Regions from separate parts of the Mus musculus genome. Here region 2 is linked to region 1. A link is a loop called in an ENCODE intact Hi-C map of the cell type or tissue named here. Cell type or tissue: heart. All regions are shown on one strand.

Region 1 (5,000 bases):
AAGCAGTAAAAATAAATTTTGAAAAAAGGCCAAATTAACATCTAAATTGTATTTAAATGACAACATATACATAAGTGTGTGTGTGCTTGTCTTTGTGTGTGTATGTGTGTGTTTCTAATTCCTATGTAAAAATATAGGTAAATATTAAATAAATTAAATAACAAAATTCATAGAATAAGTGAAAATGAATGGAAATGCTTAACTTTTCATGAAAACCAAATCTTAGAATGTATCAAATTATACTTTATTATTTTAGATTATCGTAATACATTACGTAACAGTCATTTCTGAAAGATCTCTGATGTGACTTCTCAGCTCTATAGCTGTTGAAATGGAATACAGCCAAGATGTCACAATGATATCTGAAAGTTAAACCAATAAGCTACTTAGTGCTCACCATTTACCACAGTTTTACTCTCTTCCAAGGCTTTGCTAAGGCTTCCATTTCTTACATGTTCCATGAAGTTAGGAAACAATAATATGAAACTAATATGCTAAACTTCAGGTAGTGACATTCACTGTGGATGTTCTAGACAAGAAAAGATATTGGCAACAAAAAGTACAGATTTGATAGGGGTGATATATTTAGTATGCAGCAAATATATTGTTAGAAAGTTTGTGAGGTTTGGAAGTATAACAAATACAGACCTTAATAATTAAATGGGGATATTATGCCAGTTTCTTATCTAAAAAAGGGAAAATATTTATTTTTTGTTTATGGGTTATACTGCACAGATATGAAGATAATTTACATTTATAAACCTAGAGAAGCAAGTTCCTTAAATTTATTTGTAAAACTACCACTGTCAATTGTCATGGTTTTGTCTTTTGCTGTGTATTGTATCACTAAGTGTAGGACCCCAAGACCTGGATTCCCCTGAAAAAAGAGTTCACACATAGACCAAACTGAAGCTATGTGAAGTCCCCTGAAGTTTCCTTGATTGGTACATAAGGATGTCAACAGCCAATAGCTAACCAGAAGAAACATTTGTAGAGTTTAGGATTCCTAAGCTGGATGCCAGAGAACACCACAAGTTGGGGAGGATAAGGTGAATGGAGGATAAAGTTGCAATGGGGTAAGAATTTTCAAAAAATGGCCATGTGGTTTGGCTAACTGGACATAAGAGCAGCCCACATGAAACATGGCAAATTAAATGATAGGATTATTGGCAAATAGAAAAAAATAGCATAGAAGATAAATATCTCTCAGCTCTCGTGATGATTAAGGCTTGTTATAAGTGTATATTCTGTGCTGTGCACTTGTTTGTGTGTGTGTGTGTGTGTGTGTGTGTGTGTGTGTGTGTGTGTGTGTGTGTGTGTTTTATCTGGGAACTAAATGGTTAGAGGTAGGGAAGAAACCCTCAGATATAGACAAAATTTTCTTCAACAGTATACTCATTTGACCCTCTTAAATTCTTCATGCAAAAAACCCCCTCCTTCTGTGATGGACATAATCATCTGCTTACAGTTCGTAGAGTATATTATAGTTGTTTGTTGTCTCCATTTTACAAGGCTCTTCATTCTATTTGAAAGAGAATCACTATGCACTTTTCCTTTGTTATTTGATAAATATATAATTCCTTCTATATCCCATTTAAAAGTATTACTGACATGGTGTAATTCTCCAAAATCTTGTAAAGGATTTACTCTGAACCTCATGCTTCCTTGGGAAATAAAGAATACTACTAGCCAGATGACCTTTTGGACTTATTTGCCAGTCCCCGCAGTAATACATGTCTGACGCATTACAGCTGTGTATAGTTCTCTCAAGAAGCACCAAGTTTTCTGCAGTTAGCATTTAAAAGACAAGATCTAGTAGTCAATATCAACAATACCTTTGAGCCTGGTCTGCTTTTCCATTCACCTTCTTCCAGGACTCAACTCTTCTTTGCCTGTGTAGTTTCTATTTCACACCCACACTCAACTGAGCAGTTATGAAGCTCTGTCTTGAGTTTATCTTCTCCAGGTACTGTTTGCAGTAAAATAAATATTCCCTATGGATACTCATTATTCTACAAATGTTCTAATGAGAAAAGTAAACAATTATGAGTACTAATTCTCCAATTGCCAAGACAATCTACAGATGATTTCTGGTAACTTCTAACTGTCAACTCCTACAAAAGATTTTGCATGTGGATCACTGAAGAGCTGTGGAAAAATGATCCAGCATGTGTTGGTGGGTATGAGATTCTCTACATTTCTTAGGAGCCTTTGGATGACACAACAGACAAAGGCCACAGTGAAGTAACCAGGTTTTAGAGAAGCAATGACTTTTCTGATGAGCTATATATCTATTTTAAGTTTAACATTATTTATATAACAAATTTATTCACAAGAATGTTGTTAACAGTTTCCCCAAGAACACAAACTGCCTTGCTCTCTTCCTCATTAATAAACCAGGAAAACAAAAGAAAGGTCTACATGAAAGAGATAGGGGCACCACTGTGACAATAGGAGGAGTTGAGTTATTTTAGGACCAAATAGATTGAAAAGAGAACAGTCTAAATTCTTAAACTATCAAGGGGGTTTGTAATGCTAATATGTCACTGCGGGGCAATGGTTGCACACACCTTTAATTCCAGCACTTGGGAGGCAGAGGCAGGCAGATTTCTGAGTTAGATTCCAGCCTGCTCTACAGAGTGAGTCCCAGGAAAGCCAGAGCTATACAGAGAAACCCTATCTCAAAAAAAAAAAAATTAAAAAAAAGGACTAATGTGTTTTCAATTCTAACCTATTTAATATGGTTTAAATAATTCATTCCTTATTTTTATTCTTTAAGCATTAATGATAATAAATATTCAAATTAATGGAGAGCATGCAAAATGTAGTTAATATTTATACCATTCAACACAACACAATATTCTATAGAAATTCAAAATATCTTTAAAGATAATTTTCATAGGAAAAAGTGATAGAAAACAGGTTTGCATTCACATATTATTAAACTAGTGTGCTTCCTTCGAGTGAATAGTAACTTAGGTGATATATGGGACATTTGGAAAATTTCAGAAAGCCAGGTATATAACTGGATAAAGATTATAGTGCAATATGTGAAAGTTAGCAAATAGTAGTTTATTTAATGTACTGTAGCTATATTCAACTGTTCTGCCAATCCTATTTTTAACATATTTTAGTTTCTTGTACATTTTCTTTTTGTATTTATTTTTATTAATAAACATTAATTTTTGTATATGTGTTTATTATGCTAACATTAATATGATTTTTTCATGAAACCTTCATGCTTCTAATACATTTCCCATTAGTAATTGGCCAATTTTGTCATTTCATTGACCTAATAGACCTAGAAAACTTGTATGAGACCAAATATGAGTAATATATAATGGATAGTTTCTACTTCTCTCTTCTGGTGGCCTGTTGCAACTGTAATAAGGCTTATTCTGAATTATCAGGTACAAATTCAGCAGTCTCCATATGCAAAACAACTCTTTCTAAATATAAATAATCAGTGATTATGCTAAGAATTTCAGGAAAACCTAATAATACTGTAAGAATTGCATATAATTATAACTTTTGGATTGAGGTGTATGGACTCCTGTGCACCTTGCTTATTTTTTCCAATTTACAAACATGTCAATACCATCTTGTTTGAATCCTTAGAGTATTGTTGCCTCTGAAATTGGTGTTCAACTTATGACATGTAGAAGAATCCAATGAGTTCCTTTTATAAACTGTATACGTTTGCTTTTCAGATACTTGTTGTTAGTCTCACCCAAGTAATTACTACCATCTCTTTTCTGATCTTCATTGATAACCCATAATGGCATAATCTCAGCATTTGTAAGAGTTATTACAATTTCAGCTGGATCTTTTCCTGATGATTGATAAATTCTTATTCTACTTTTTATAACTAAGTCAGAAGGCTTTTCTATATATGTCTTCAATTTTTTACTTTGTTCATGAGCTAATACAGTCTATATCTTCCATTTACATATTGAACCCAGTAGGAGATGTATCGAAGGCAAAAATGATCAAAATATGAGCAAGTTTAGGATCAGTTTGAGTCACGTATGCACCTTTCACTGTTCTCAAAGAATTATTTATTTTTCTGCTTCAGTTGTTAGACATCTTGGACTGTTTAGATTAAAATCTCTTGTAATGTTTGAGCAAAATTACACCATTAATATGTATTTAATGCAATCGTAATCGTAGGCCTTAAACAGTTAATATCTCCCATTCATTTTTGAAAATCCTTAAGTATTCTCAATTCATATGAATCTATACCTTTTATGGTCTTATATTTTGTTGAATGATTTTGTGCATCACCCCCGTGCTACAAACTTTTTGGCTGCCAGTTCCTTCACACTAATGCATAACAATACAGCCTCCAATAACTCAAAGAGACATTGCCCTAAATCCTGGTCACATTTCTAGGATAAGAATTATATAAAACATTATCACAATTTAGAAGTATCTTTAGAGATCTGTTTTCCTGGGTTGATTCAGAATGACTCCATCCATGAGTTACCATTTTTAAGCTAACATTCTTTACCAATATTACAAATTTCTAATCATCCCCAATAACTTATAAGCCAGCACTCTATATCCAAGAAATGCAGAACATATTTATACTTTTAAAGCCAGTCAGAAACAAAAATGAAGTGTCTACACACATCTTATATATTTAGACCAAACAAAATGTTCCTATCCTTTCTAGCTTAAATTTCAAGAGAAAAAGTACCTTGTCACTTGCTGAACACAATAAACACAATTGCAGAGATTTTTCTAATCAGCCCCTAGCAGGGCTTCTACAGCTGTGCTTGACTCCCAGCTACAGTGCAGGGTAACTTATCAGTTTTTGCTGTGCAAATTGAGACTGCCTTTTAAACAACTTAAATCAAATCAAGTGGTGGATAGCCAGCAGATAAAGTTTTATCCAATTTTTTTTTCTTCTCAACATGAAACACAGAAAAACAATCATTCAAAAAAACAAAACAAAAACAGACATGTGGACAGATGTGTCAACCAAGGACAGAAAATAG
Region 2 (5,000 bases), 75 kb before region 1:
ATTCTTATATGTATGGCATATAAGATGGCTATAACATTGATAAAAGTTTTTCAGTACAAAAACATAAACATTTTTATGAACAAAAGCCAAAAAAAATTGCATTTTTCGTTTCAGTCTTAGCCTATTCTCTAAGAGAAAACAACTTCTGAAGAATAGCACTTGTCCAATCTCTATCTCTTTTCAATATCAAGTCAACAGCTATAAATTGCTCCTATTCTATATGTAAGCAAACTGACTTTTAATATTATATCACATGCCCACATTCTATACTCAGTCATTAAGCATTCTTCAGTCACTATTCCTTCTTTGTTAATTATTGGATTTGGAGATTATATTGTATGGTACATGGACTGGTAGCTTATACAAACATTAAATTTTCCTAAGATTATTTATTCACCTATTAAAATTGAATATGGAGCGTTTAACTTTATGCATAATTTCATGAAGAGAAATTTCTTCTGGTAGTATGTGGAGATCTGAATCACCTAAAGTATTAGGAATAAAATTTCTAAAACCATAGAAATATCAAATGAATTATGCGCATGGGATCTATTAGGTTGAGTAAAATTACTCTAAGACCATGCTTCAAAGACAGAACCTGGAAAATGTTTCCACCTACCCACATATTGTTCCTCCTAATTCTATCTCTGTTTCTTACTCCCCATCTCTTTCTAAATTTTGCTAAATTACAAAGCAAATAACTCTGAACTTTGGTCACTGCTGCACTATAAATTAATGTGACATCTCCTCTGCTTTAAGGAAGTCACAACCTAAATCTTCCCTATTAGTGTATATTAATTAGAGATGGGTTCTAAATATGTGGTAAAATTTGCAGACAAAATAAAACTAGGAGGAAGATGCAATAAAAGTTGTAACTGAATGGGTTATTATTGCATAATCATGGACTAACAAACACAAAATACAGCAATATACCACTATTAACAGTATTGATGCATAATAAACAAAAATATGTCTAAATTCACAACCATAAAATCAATGCTATTCAATATTTTCAGTATTTAAAGTTTTGATGTTAACATTTTAATCATTCATAAATATGTTTCATTACCTAATTATTCCAAAGTCTATAGATTTAATATTTTTCTCTGAAAATTCATGTTGGTCTCCAGTAATTATTATAATAAAATAAAATTTTGAAATATGTTATATGTAAGCATAGTTGTTCAAATTATGCAAGTAACCACAATTTAGTTCTGTGGTCTTATTTTATATAAAATAAAAGAGGTCTAATCTTGTTGATATTAATTACATCAGTTAAGGTCATAATTGTAGGAATCACTGATTAAGATGGTTTTGTTCTGTCTAATTCTTTGAAGTTTGTTGTTGTTGTTGTTGTTGTTGCTGTTTTCTTTTTGAATTAAATTGAATGAGAGATCACACATTACTCATGGTGAGGAGTATCTTTTCTAACCAGCATGCCTTCAAATTACTAAGACCTCATCCATACAAGAAAAAGATAATTTTAACTCATTATATATTAAAATAAAAACAAACTAATAAATCAGTTTACATATGAAAACAGTAAAAATAAATTTTTAAAAATGGCAAAATTAACAACTAATTTGTATTTAACTGACAACATATATATGAATGTGTGTGTGTGCTTTGATTTGTGTGTATATGTGTTTCAAATTTCTATGTAAAAATATAGATAAATATTTAATAAATGAAATAATAAAATTCATAGAATAAGTGAAAATTAATGGAAATACATAACTTTTCATGAAAACCAAGTCTTAGAATGTATCAAATTTTACTTTATTATTTTAGATTATCCTAATACATTATGTCACAGTGATTTCTGAAAGATCTCTGGTGTGACTTAGCTCTATAGCTGTTGAAATGGAATACAGCCAAGATGTCACAATGATATCTGAAAGTTAAACCAATAAGCTCCTTAATGCTACCATTTATCACAGTTTTACTCTCTCCCAAGGCTTTGCTAAGGCTTCAATTTCTTCCATGTCCATGAAGTTAGGAAACAATAATATAAAGCTAATATGCTAAAGTTCAGGCAGTCACATTTACTCTGTATGTTCTAGCCAAGAGAAAATATTGGCAACAAAAAGTAAAGATGTTGATAGGGGTGATATATTAAGTATGCAGTAAACATATTGTTAGAAAGTTTGTGATGTTTGGAAGCATAACAGATACAGACTTTAATAATTAAATGGGAATATTATGCCAGCTTTTTCTCTGAAAAAGGGAAAATATTTATTTTTGTTCATGGGCTATACTGAACAAATGTGATGATAATTTCATTTATAAACCTAGAGAAGCAAGTCCCTTAAATTTATTTGTAAAACTACCACTGTGAATTATCAAGGTTTGGTCTTTTGCTGAGTATTGTAACACTAAGTGTAGGCCCCCAAGACCTGGATTCCCCTGAAAAGAGAGTCCACATATAGACCAAACTGAAGCTATGTGACCTTTTCCTCAAGTTTCCTTGATGGGTACATAAGGATATCAACAGCGAATTGCTAACCAGAAGAAATATAAGTAGAGTTTAGGATTCCTAAGCTGGATTCCAGAGAACACCACAAGTTGGGGAGAATAAGATGAATGGAGGATAAAGTCGCAATGGGGTAAGAATTTTCAAATAATGGCCATGTGGTTAGGCTAACTGGAGGTAAGAGCAGCCCAGATGAAACATGGCAAATTATATGATAGGATTATTGGCAAATAGACAAAATAGCTTAGAAGATAAATATCTGCCCAGCTCTCCTGCCAATTAAGGCCTGTTATAAATGTATAATGTGTGCTGTGCATGTGTGTGTGTGTGTGTGTGTGTGTGTGTGTGTCTTTTATCTGGGAACTAAATGGTTAAAGTTAGGGAAGAAACCCTCAAATACAGATAAAAAATTTCATCAACAGTCCACTCATTTGATCCTGTTAAATTCTTCATGCATATAACCCCCTCCTTCTGTGATGGACATAATCGCTGCTTACAGTTTGTTGTCTCCGTTTTACAAGGCTCTTCATTCTATTTGAAAGAGAATCACTATGCTCTTTTTCTTTGTTATTTGATAAATATAAAATTCGTTCTATATCCCACTTAAAAGTATTACTAACATGGTGTGATTCTCCAAAATCTTGAAAAGGATTTATTCTGAACCTCATGTTTCCTTTGGAAATAAACTATACTACTAGCCAGATGAACTTTGGACTTATTTGCCAGTCCCCTCAGGAATACATATCTGACACATTACAGGTTTGTATAGTACTTTTAAGAATAAAGGAGTAATTAGCTGAAGGAATGGGAATATTCAGCCTCTTAACTTCATACAGGGATTGTTCCATTTGTTATAGTCCTAAATAAAAATTATGATTATGTGACAAATACACACTACCTCATCTCTACTGACATTTTCAACGTCAAATTTTATTTGCTGCTTGCCAATGGCATTGATACTGGAATGGGGAGAAGCAGGCACCAAGTACTCTGCAGTTAACATTTAAAAGACAAGGGCTAGTCATCAATATCAGCAATACCTTTGAGCCTGGTCTGCTTTTCCATTCACATTCTTCCAGGACTCAACTCTTCTTTACCTCTGTTGTTTCTATTTCACACCCACAGTCAACTGAGCAGTTATGAAGCTCTGCCCTGAGTTTAACTTCTTCAGATACTGTTTGCTGTGAAATAAATATTCCCCATGGACACTCATTATTTTACAAATGTACTAATGAGAAAAATAAACAACTATCAGTGCTAATTCCCCAACTCTGAAGATATTCTCCATATGATTTGAGTTTGTTTATATGGTGGATTATGTTGATGGAATTTCATATACTGAACCATTTCTGCATGCCTGGGATTAAGCATAATTGATCATGATGTATGATACTATTGATGTATTCTTGTATTTAGTTTGTGAGAAATTTTTTATTACATATTTTCCTCAGTTACATTTCCAATGCTATCCCAAAATTCCCCCATACCCTCCCCCCACTTCCCTACCCACCCATACCCATTTTTTTTTTGGCCCTGGCATTCCCCTGTAGTGGGGCATATAAAGTTTGCGTGTCCAATGGGCCTCTCTTTCCAGGGATGGCCGACTAGGCCATTTTTTGATACATATGCAGCTAGAGTCAAGAGCTCCGGGGTACTGGTTAGTTCATAATGTTGTTGCACCTACAGGATTGCAGACCTCTTTAGCTCCTTGGATACTTTCTCTAGCTCCTCCATTGGGGGCCCGGTGATCCATCCAATAACTGACTATGAGCATCCACTTATGTGTTTGCTAGGCCCCGGCCAAGTCTCACAAGAGACAGCTATATCAGGGTCCTTCCAGCAAAATCTTGCTAGTGTATGCAATGGTGTCAGGATTTGGAGGCTGATTGTGGGATGGATCCCAAGGTATGGCCGTCTCTAGATGGTCCCTCCTTTTGTCTCAGCTCCAAACTTTGTCTCTTTAACTCCTTCCATGGGTGTTTTGTTCCCAATTATAAGAAGGGGCAAATTATCCACACTTTGGTCTTCAGTTTTCTTTAGTTTCATGTGTTTCGCAAATTATATCTTATATCTTGTGTATTTTAAATTTCTGGGCTAATATTCACTTATCAATGCATACATATCATGTGAGTTATTTTGTGATTGAGTTACTTCACTCAGGATGATGCCCTCCAGGTCCATCCATTTGGCTAGGAATTTCATAAATTCATTCTTTTTAATAGCTGAGTAGTACTCCATTGTGTAAATGTATCACATTTTCTGTATCCATTCCTCTATTGAGGGGCATCTGGGTTCTTTCCAGCTTCTGACTATTATAAACAAGGCTGCTATGAACATAGTGGAGCATGTGCCCTTCTTACTGGTTGGAACATCTTTTGGATATATGCCCAGGAGAGGTATTGCAGGATCCTCCGGTAGTACTATGTCCAATTTTTTGAGGAACAGCCAGACTGATTTCCAGAGTGGTTGTACAAGCTTGCAATCCCACCAAAAATGGAGGAGTGCTCCTCCTTCTTCACATCATTGC

The links. Peaks named below come from ENCODE experiments on the same cell type or tissue, not always from the same donor. Only the 100,000 strongest peaks of a DNase experiment are listed, where the experiment ranks them.
Region 2: it touches region 1 in a loop (4-fold over the local background); 4 of 42 quality-filtered maps call a loop at or near these places.

The regions. Positions count from the first base shown.
Region 1 is chr9:39,125,057-39,130,056 of GRCm38, reverse strand. It overlaps Olfr27 (olfactory receptor 27), which reads right to left and starts at 1,890. Exons shown (of 2, transcript NM_146829.2): 1 at 1,836-1,890. In heart, no CTCF peak of the experiment used is centred here; no DNase peak of the experiment used is centred here.
Region 2 is chr9:39,200,543-39,205,542 of GRCm38, reverse strand. No RefSeq gene overlaps it. Among named protein-coding and RNA genes, the nearest start is that of Olfr944, 14 kb to the left of the region's middle. In heart, no CTCF peak of the experiment used is centred here; no DNase peak of the experiment used is centred here.